2 separate regions of the Homo sapiens genome follow, and region 1 is linked to region 2. Evidence: read pairs that join two places in POLR2A ChIA-PET (ENCODE). Cell type or tissue: K562. All regions are shown on one strand.

Evidence for each region. Peaks named below come from ENCODE experiments on the same cell type or tissue, not always from the same donor. Only the 100,000 strongest peaks of a DNase experiment are listed, where the experiment ranks them.
Region 1: POLR2A ChIA-PET joins it to region 2 with 5 read pairs; 2 of 35 experiments call an interaction of 5 or more read pairs at or near these places.

What each region holds. Positions count from the first base shown.
Region 1 is chr1:116,788,007-116,793,006 of GRCh38, forward strand. No RefSeq gene overlaps it. Among named protein-coding and RNA genes, the nearest start is that of CD2, 36 kb to the left of the region's middle. In K562, no CTCF peak of the experiment used is centred here; no DNase peak of the experiment used is centred here.
Region 2 is chr1:116,659,041-116,664,040 of GRCh38, forward strand. All of the region lies in intron 2 of IGSF3 (immunoglobulin superfamily member 3), which reads right to left. Among named protein-coding and RNA genes, the nearest start is that of IGSF3, 6.2 kb to the right of the region's middle. In K562, no CTCF peak of the experiment used is centred here; a DNase peak (open chromatin) is centred at 2,801.

The DNA.
Region 1 (5,000 bases), 130 kb after region 2:
TAAGGTCACACCTCAAGGAGCTAGAGAAACAAGAACAAAACAAATCCAAACCCAGTAGAGGAAAAGTAATAATCTAGATCAGAGCAGAACTAAATGAAATTGAAACAAGAAATAATACAAAAGATCAATAGAACAAAATCTGGTTCTTTGAAATGATAAATAGAATTGATAGGCCGTTAGTGAGATTAACCAAGAAAAGAAGAGAGAAGATCCAAATAAGCTCAATTAGAAACAAAACAGGAGATATTACGACTGATACCACAGAAATACAAGATTATTCAAGGCTACTATGAACACTTTTACATGCATAAACTAGAAAACCTAGAGGAGATGGATAAATTCCTGGAAATATACAATCCTCCTAGATTAAATCAGGAAGAAATAGAAACTCTGAACAGACACAAGCAGTGAGATTGAAATGGTAATTAAAAAGTTACCAACAAAAAAAAGTCCAGGACCAGACCGGTTCATGGCTGAATTATATCAGACTTTCAAAGAATTGCTACCAAGCCTACTGACACTACTCCAAAAGATGGAGAAAGAGGGAGTCCTCTCTGAATCATCCTATGAAGCCACTATCACCCTAATATCAAAACCAGGAAAGGATATAACAAAAAAAGAAAACTACAGACCAATATCCCTGATGAACATAGATGCAAAAATTCTCAACTAAATACTAGCTAACCTAATCCAACAGCCTATCAAAAAGATGATCCACCATGATCAAGTGGGTTTCATACAGGGACACAGGGATGATTTAACATCCACAAGTCAATAAATGTAATATACCATATAAACAGAATTAAAACCAAAATTCACACAATAATCTCAATAGATGCAGAAAAAGCATTTGACAAAATCCAGCATCACTTTATGATTAAAACCCTCAGCAAAATCAGCATAGAAGGGATACACCTTAAGGTAATAAAAACCATCTATGACAGACCCACAGCCAACATTATACTGAATGGAGAAAAGTTGAAAGCATTTCCCCTGGGAACTGGAACAAGACAAGGATGCCCACATTTACCACTTCTATTCAACATAGTACTGGAAGTCCTAGCCAGAGCAATCAGACCAGAGAAAGAAATAAAGGGCATTCAAATTGTTAAAGAGGAAGTCAAACTGTTACTGTTTGATTGTGACATGATCGTATACCTAGAAAATTCTAAAGACTCATCCAAAAAGCTTCTAGAACTGGTGAATGAATTCAGTAAAGTTTCTGGATACAAAATTAATGTACACAACTCAGTAGCCCTGTTATACACCAACAGCGACCAAGCTGAAAGTCAAATCAAGTACTTAATCTCTTTTACAATAACTGAAGAAAAAAAAAATACTTAGGAATATACTTAACCAAGGAGGTAAAATACCTCTACAAGGAAAACTACAAAACAATGCTTAAAGAAATCATAGACCCAGCCGGGCTTGGTGGCTCATGGGCTGGGCGTGGTGGCTCACACCTGTAATCCCAGCACTTTGGGAGGCCGAGGCGGGCAGATCACGAGGTCAGGAGATCGAGACCCTCCTGGCTAACATGGTGAAACCCTGTTTCTGCTAAAAATACAAAAAATTAGCCGGGCGTGGTGGTGGGCGCCTGTAGTCCCAGCTACTCCAGAGGCTGAGGCAGGAGAATGGCATGAACCCGGGAGGCGGAGCTTGCAGTGAGCCGAGATCACGCCACTGCACTCCAGCCTGGGTGACAGAGCGAGACTCTGTCTCAAAAAAAAAAAAAAAAAAAAAGAAAAAGAAAGAAAAAAAGAAAATGGCCATACTGCCAAAAGCAATCTACAAATTCAATGCAATTCCCATCAAGATACCACCATCATTCTTTGCAGAACTAGAAAAAAAAATCCTAAAATTCATGACCCAAAAAAGACTCATAGCCAAAGCAAGACTAAGCAAAAAGAACAAATCTGGAGGCATTACATTACCCGACTTCAAACTATACTATGAGACCATAGTCACCAAAACAGCATGGCACTGGTATAAAAACAGACATATAGACCAATGGAACAGAATAGAGAACTCAGAAATAAAGCCAAATACTTACAGTCAACTGATCTTCAACAAAGGAAACAAAAACATAAAGTGAGAAAAAGACACCCTATTCAACAAATGATGCTGTGATAATTGGCTAGCCACATGTAGAAGAATGAAACTGGATCCTCATCTTTCATCTTATACAAAAATCAACTCAAGATGGACCAACGACTTAAATCTAAGACCTGAAACCATAAAAGTTCTAAAATGTAACGTTGGAAAAACTCTTCTAGATATTGGCTTAGGCAATGACTTCATGACCAAGAACCCAAAAGCAAACACAACAAAAACAAAGATAAACAGATGAGACTTAACTAAACTAAAAAGCTTCTGCACAGCAACAGAAATAATCAGCAGAGTAAAAAGACAATCCACAGAGTAGGAGAAAATCTTTGCAATCTATATATCCAACAAAGGACTAATATCCAGAATCTACAAGGAACTTAAACAAATCAGCAAGAAAAAAACAATCCCATCAAAAAGTGGGCTAAGGACATGAATAGACAATGCTCAAAAGAAGATATACAAATGGCCAACAAATACAAGAAAAAGTACTCAATATCACTAATTATCAGGGACATGCAAATCAAAACCACAATGCGATACCATCTCACTCCTGCAAGAATGGCCATAATAAAAAAATCCAAAAGTAATAGATGTTGGCATAGATGTAGTGAAAAGGGGACATTTTTACAATGTTGGTGGGAGTATAAACTAGTACAACCACTATTGAGAACAGTGTGGAGATTCCTTAAAGAACTAAAGGTAGAGCTACCATTTGATTCAGCAGTCCCACTCCTGAGTATCTGCTGAGAGGAAAATAAGTCATTATACAAAAAAGATACTTGCACACACATGTTTATAGCAGCATAATTTGCAATTGCAAAAATATGGAACCAGCCCAAATGCCCATCAATCAGCGAGTAGATATATGTATGCCATGGAATACTGCTCAGCCATGAAAAGGAATGAAATAATGGCATTTGTAGCAACCTGGATGGAATTGGAGACCATTATTCTAAGTAAAATAACTCAGGAATGGAAAACCAAACATTGTATGTTCTCGCTCATATGTGGGAGCTGAGCTGTGAGGACACAAAGGCACAGGAAAAATACAATGGACTTTGGGGACTCAGGGGAAAGCGTGGGAGGTGGGTGAGGGATAAAAGACTACACATTGGGTGCGGTGTACACTGCTTGGGTGATATGTGCACCAAATTCTCAGAAATCACCACTAAAGAATTTATTTATGTAACCAAATATTGCCTGTTTCCCAAAAACCTATAGAAATAAATAAATAAACAAAATAAACTGAAATTAAAAAAAAAATAGTACTAACATTAAGATTGGTGTGGTAGCTTATGCCTATAATCCCAACACTTTGGGAAGCCAGGCTAGGAGGATGACTTGAGCCCAGGAGTTCAAGACCAGCCTAGGCAACATAGTGAGACCTGGTGTCTACAAAAAATAAACAAATAAATAAATAAGCTGGGCATGGTGGTGCATCCATGCCTTTAGTCCCAGCTACTTGAGAGACTGAGGTGGTAAGACTACTTGAGCCTGGGAGGTTGAGGCTGTAGTGAGCCAAGATCATACTACTGTACTTCAGCCTGGATGACAGAGCAAGACTGTCTAAAAAAACAAAAACAAATACAAAAACAAAATAAATAAACAACAACAACAACAAAAAAATAAAACAGAGTACTAACATCAGCAATAGCCCAGTGCCACCAGAGTTACCTGAGGTAAGACTGTTACAGACCCAGTGAGTGTTCCAATGAATAAATGAACCCCACACCAATAAGTCCATTAGGAGAGGCAAACCTGGACAGGAAGAGACAAGGTGCCTGTGACCTAGATTGGTCACTGTGTCATCACCTGCCCTTGCAGAGCTGATAAAGGGATTCAGCTGTGACTGTTGGTTACACCATAAAAACACATTTCTCTAAGAAAGCAAGGAGGAGCAAAAGAACAGAAATTCCTGCTACTTAGGGACTAGTGCACTTGTCAGCAGTGTGTCATATCACTTACCTCTCAGGGGCAGGATTTTCTTAGAAGCTTTAGTTAGGGATGTGGAAGAAAATCTCCATCTATGCTTCACAAAGATCTGTGTCTCAGGACCAGGTCCAAGGAGAGCCCACTGGTGTGATTTCTGAGAGATTAGTAAATCCTGCTGCCCCCTAAGTGGCTCCATACCACTGGCTGATAACTGAAATTCCACTATTTATTTATTTATTATTATTATTATTATTTTTAGATGGAGTCTCGCTCTGCCACCCAGTCTGGAGTGCAGTGGCGCGATCTCGGCTCACTGTAACCTCTGCCTCCTGGGTTCAAGTGATTTTCCTGCCTCAGCCTCCTGAGTAGCTGGCATTATAGGCGCACACCACCACATCTGGCTAATTTTTGTATTTTTAGTAGAGATGGGGTTTCACCGTGTTAGCCAGGAAGGTCTCGATCTCGTGACCTCCTGAACTGCCCACCTCAGCCTCCCAAAGTGCTGGGATTACAGGCATGAGCTACTGTGCCTGGCCTGAAATTCCACTATTTTTTTTTTTTTTTTGAGACAGAGTCTTGCTCTGTCACCCAGGCTGGAGTGCAGTGGCGCGATCTTGACTCACTGCAAGCTCCGCTTCCCAGGTTCACGCCATTCTCCTGCCTCAGCCTCCCGAGTAGCTGGGACTACAGGTGCCCGCCACAACACCAGGCTAATTTTTTTTTTTTTTTTTGTATTTTTAGTAGAGATGGGGTTTCACCGTGTTAGCAAGGATGGTCTCGATATCCTGACCTCATGATCCGCCTGCCTCGGCCTCCCAAAGTGCTGAGGCGTGAGCCACCGCGCCCAGCCGAAATGCCACTATTAAAGCTTCATGTTGCGTTGGATGCCGTGGCTCATGCCTGTAATCCCAGCACTTTGGGAGACTGAGGAGGGCAGATCACTTGAGTCCAGGAGTTCA
Region 2 (5,000 bases):
TTGTAAAGCTTTTTAAAATACAACTGACCACTTTCCAGGCAGGGTAGAGTTAATATGCCTTAATCTTTGATTTAGGATCTTGCAGTGCCCCAGGCTCACCATTCTCTTCTGCTACTATAATTATAGATGCGGAAGACATACAGACTGGGCTGACGACTGCTTGGAAGCTAATTTCTAGAATAAACCCTTGCTACCACATCTTGTGATTTTTGCCCTTCTGAAGGTGGAGTTCAAAAATAAAAACAAAATCCCACTTAACTGAGGGTTCCAGTTGAGGGAGGTCTGCTGCCATGGTCTTTGTTAAGTGCCTGCCACCATGGCCCACAATTAGTCAGTTAATAAAGGGTTCTTGATGAGAGAATTTGGCAACATGTGATTTTCCACAAATATAAGCTTGATTTTGATGCAACCACTCATTTCTTTGAAAATCAGGGGGCATTCACACACAGGTGTTCTAGATTTCCTTAAAGTAAAAACCAACCCTTTACAAGGAATAGCTGTGTTCACTTTGAAGCAGTAAAGAAGCAGGTGTCCACTCATGGCAAATGAGGAACTCCCTTTTTTTTTTTGAGACGGGGTCTCGCTCTTTTTGTGTGTGTGTGAGATGGGGGCCACCCAGGCTAGAGTGCAGTAGTGCAATTACAGCTCACTGTAGCCTCAACCTTCTGGGCTCAACCAATTCTTCCCACCTCAACTTCTGAAGCAGCTGAGACTACAGGTGTGTACCACCATGCCCAGCTAATGTTTTTGATTTTTAGTAAGATGAGGTCTTGTTATATTGCCCAGGCTGGTTGGTCTCAAACTCCTGAGCTCAAGTGATCCTCCTGCCTCAGCCTCCCAAAGTGCTAGGATTATCGGCATGAGCCACCATGCCCGGCCAGAAGCTAAAAATATTAATCAAGGAGTCATAACTAAGGATGCACTGCACACCCAAAGCCAGGGACCACGAGAGGTCAGCAACTGGGACTGCTTCCTCCAGTTCCCAGGCTGGGGCTCAGCAGCAGTGGCCTGGGCTCTGGGGACTTACTTTAAGCCTAAATCCCAAACTCATTATAATTCAAACCAATTTTCTGTGTCCAGCATCATCCCACCTGAACTGGTCCTTAAAACCACTGACAGTCATTTCTCCAATCTGTAAAAGGCCTGCTGAGGCCTTTGCATTATCAGGACTTAATTGGGAGTAGAATGCCCTCCCCATCAAATCCTGACCATTTCTGAACACTCAGCCCATGTCCTCTTCCTGAGTGTCTTCCCCAGCAACAACCACCTACACTGAACTTTACTTCGATCTCTGCAGGAAACTGTAGATAGAGATGCGGTCTCACTATGTTGCCTAGCTGGTCTTGAACTGCTGAGCTCAAGTGATCTCCCTGCTTCTGCCTCCCAAAGTGCTAGGATTACAGCAGTGAGCCACCACACCTGGCCTATGTATGCTTTTCTTTTTTTTTTTTTTTTTTTTTTTGAGACAGAGTCTTGCTCTGTGGCCCAGTCTGCAGTGCAGTGGCGCAATCTCAGCTCATGGCAACCTCCAGGTTCAAGGGATTTTCCTGCCTCAGCCTTCCGAGGTGCTGGGATTACAGGCACACACCATCACGCCCAGCTAATTGGCCAGGCTGGTCTCAAACTCCTGACCTCAGGTGATCCACCCACCTTGGCCTCCCAAAGTGCTGGGATTACAGGCGTAAGCCACCATACCCGGCCACGTATGCATTTTAAAATGTTATGCTCAGATGGGGTCTATAGGCTTCACCAGACTGCCAAAAGGATCCATAACACAAAAAAGGTTAAGAAGCTCTATAATCAGACAAATGTGAATTCAAATTCAGATTCTGCCAAATTCCAGCTCTTTTCCTTTGAACATAATTGTTTTCAAGGGAAAAGTGTCATGAATTTCCTTATCTTGATCAAGGAAGCCAACACAGAAACAACACCTACCTTGTGAAACCATTCACTCATCAAAAAATTAACTGGGCCAGGTGTGGTAGCTCACGCCTGTAATTTCAGCATTTTGGGAGGCCAAGGCAGGCGGATCACGAGGTCAGGAGTTTGAGACCAGTGTGGCCAACATAGTGAAGGCCCATCTCTACTAAAAATACAAAAAAATTAGCCGGGTGTGGTGGTGTGTGCCTGTAATCCCAGCTACTCGGGAGGCTGAGGCAGGAGAATCGCGTGAACCCAGCAGGCGGAGGTTACGGTGAGCCAAGATCGTGCCACTGCACTCCAGCCTGAGCAACAGTGTGAGACTCCATCTCAAAAAAAATAAAATAACTGAACACCTGCTTACTTTGCATGGCACAAGGCTGAGTTCTGGGACTACAGTAATGAACATGACAGATGGTCTTCAAGAATTTTATACAGAAGGTCATGCTATGTAAAGTGTTTAGCACAGTGACTGGCACATAAGCACTCTATAAACACTTTAATACTCACTGATAAAACCACAAAATGTAGTGTTTAATTATATGCTGATTTAGGTTGCTTCCTATGAAACAAACGTTGGTTCATCTAACTCATGCCTTCCTAACAAGCCTTCTTAGAAGCCAGAGGCTCGGCTTCAGAGTCAAACGGAATAGCTTATTAGATGTAAGAACACAGGATTTGGAACCAAATGGTCCTGGCTTCAAAACCCTACTCTGCCACTTTTTAGCTTTGTGACTATGGCAGAGATGGGCAGCTGTCCCCCAAAATCTGTTCTCTCCTTTCCCTACAGTCATAGAATCCCAAGTTTTTCTCAGGACACATGGACCCTCAGGATAAGCATATTTTCCAGCCTTCTTTGCAGCTAAATATGGTCACATGACTAGGTTCTAGCCAATGAGAATGTTAGTGGAAGTGATGTATATAACTTCCAGGAAGTATCCTTACATTAAGAGGTCCTACCCTTCACTAGCCTTTTCTTCCTTCCTGATGGCTGCGGCTAGAAGAGTCATCTTGGACCATGAAGTCATCTTGGGAATAGAGAGCATGCACATGGAGCAAGACAGCAGGAGCTTGGAGCCCTAACACTGTCAGCAATCTATCTTAGGCAAGTGACTCTTTTTTTTTTTTTGAGACAGAGTTTTGCTCATTGCCCAGGCTGGAGTGCAACGGCGCGATCTCGGCTCACTGCAACCTCTGCCTCCTGGGTTCAAGCGATTCTCCTGCCTCAGCCTCCCGAGTAGCTGGGATTACAGGAATGTGCCACCATGCTCGGCTAATTTTTGTATTTTTAGTACAGACGGTGTTTCACCATGTTGGCCAGGCTGGTCTCAAACTCCTGACCTCAAGTGATCCACCCGCCTCAGCCTCCCAAAGTGCTGCGGTTACAAGCATGAGCCACCATGCCCAGCTTAGGCAAGTTACTTAACCTCCCTAAGCTTCAATCTCCCCATCTATAAAAATGTGATAATGCAAGGTATCTATCTTACAGGGTTGTTTTGAAGACTGATTGATATAGTTGGGTCACAGTAAGGGCTAGAGTTAGGAGAGCTGGTATTACTGCCATTATGGAAGTACCAGCAGTCTTGCTGCCATGAAAACCGTAGAAGATGGCAACATCTTAACACAGCCCTGGGTACCTGGAGGTAGCTCAATGATTCTCACAGCTGAAAGGCATCCTAGTAGGCCAAGTCCTCCTGACAAGAATTTCCTTCTCCTGCACCCTTGTCAAATGGTCCCCAGGAAAGGGAAGTGCACTACCTCTGGGACAACTATTAGGACAGTGGTGTTTGTTCATCCATAAATCACAATCCTCATCCCCTTCTTTCAGAACCCTTCTCCTGATTGCTCCAAACCATCTCACTTTTCTCTGCCTCCTCTTTCTCCTCTGCCTTTGATCACTCCAGCCCTGCCTCTGAGGTCACACCCATAGTACTTCAAAGTTTCTTTCAATCCCTTTCAGAAGCCTTTTCTAACTAACTGGGAAGTAAGAGATGGCTTCCTCAGCCTTACCGTATTCAAAGAAGAGACTTCCCAAACTCTACAAATGAACTTCTCTCCCTCTGGAGCAGAACACAAATGATCATTTGCCATCTACAGGTTCTCAGATGTCCCAATCTCCTACATTTTTCATTGCTAACACTTTTAAAGCTATTTAATCTTGTTTGCAACATCAGCACTGGTCTGGGAGGTATATAACTCTTCCTGGCTACACAAAATCAAAATGTGCTGTATGTGTCTAAAGCTTATATTCATCTTTCCTGAGAATTTCCTTCCTGTTCTTACAGACACAAATCCTATGCTCTCTTTCCCACATTGCTGTCATCTTCCCATGTCACTGTCACTCATGCAGGCTGCTCCCAGACAGAGGCACTTTTCCAGTCACCCTTCCCTTCCTACCACTGTACCAGCCTCTATTCTCTCTCTAATCTTCTGCCCCTCTGGCCACATCTATCCTCAAATAGAGACTTTACTACCCTCATGGTTCAACCAGAGCCAGGCTTAAATGGCTTTGTAATTGGAACCAAGGGTTGTGGTGGCAGAGCCATGCACTGCCACCACAACCCTTATTGGGTGAGGCACCTAGGGTTAGGACAGAAGGAAACAACACACAGAGGTCAAGGGGGTAGGTACAAAGACAAAGGGTAGGACAAAGACATAAGCAGGAATCAGTATCCCAACAGACAGAAAAGAGGAATCTGATTCCAATCCCAGACACTGGCAAAGGACAGGTGCAGAAAAGCACAGGTCTGTCATGTTGAGGGAGATGAAAGCGTCTCCGAGATTTACCCTGTATACCCCTCACATACTGTCCAGGGTTTTCTAACTAAAATTGCCATTTCTAGAGGCTGGTACCTGCATCGGTCTCACTTTCAGAGCACTTAGCCTTATCCAACTTTTTTAAACAAAATTTTATTCCAGGCATGTGACCTATATGGGCTTAAAACCTTGGGATTCTTCGCTGTTTTAAATTCATACTACACATTAATTCACATTATGCAGCAAGAATGCTGACACATGAACCAGACCACATCAGAAGACAAGCAGGAAATAAGACCCCAACATGGGTTTTGCTCCCTCCC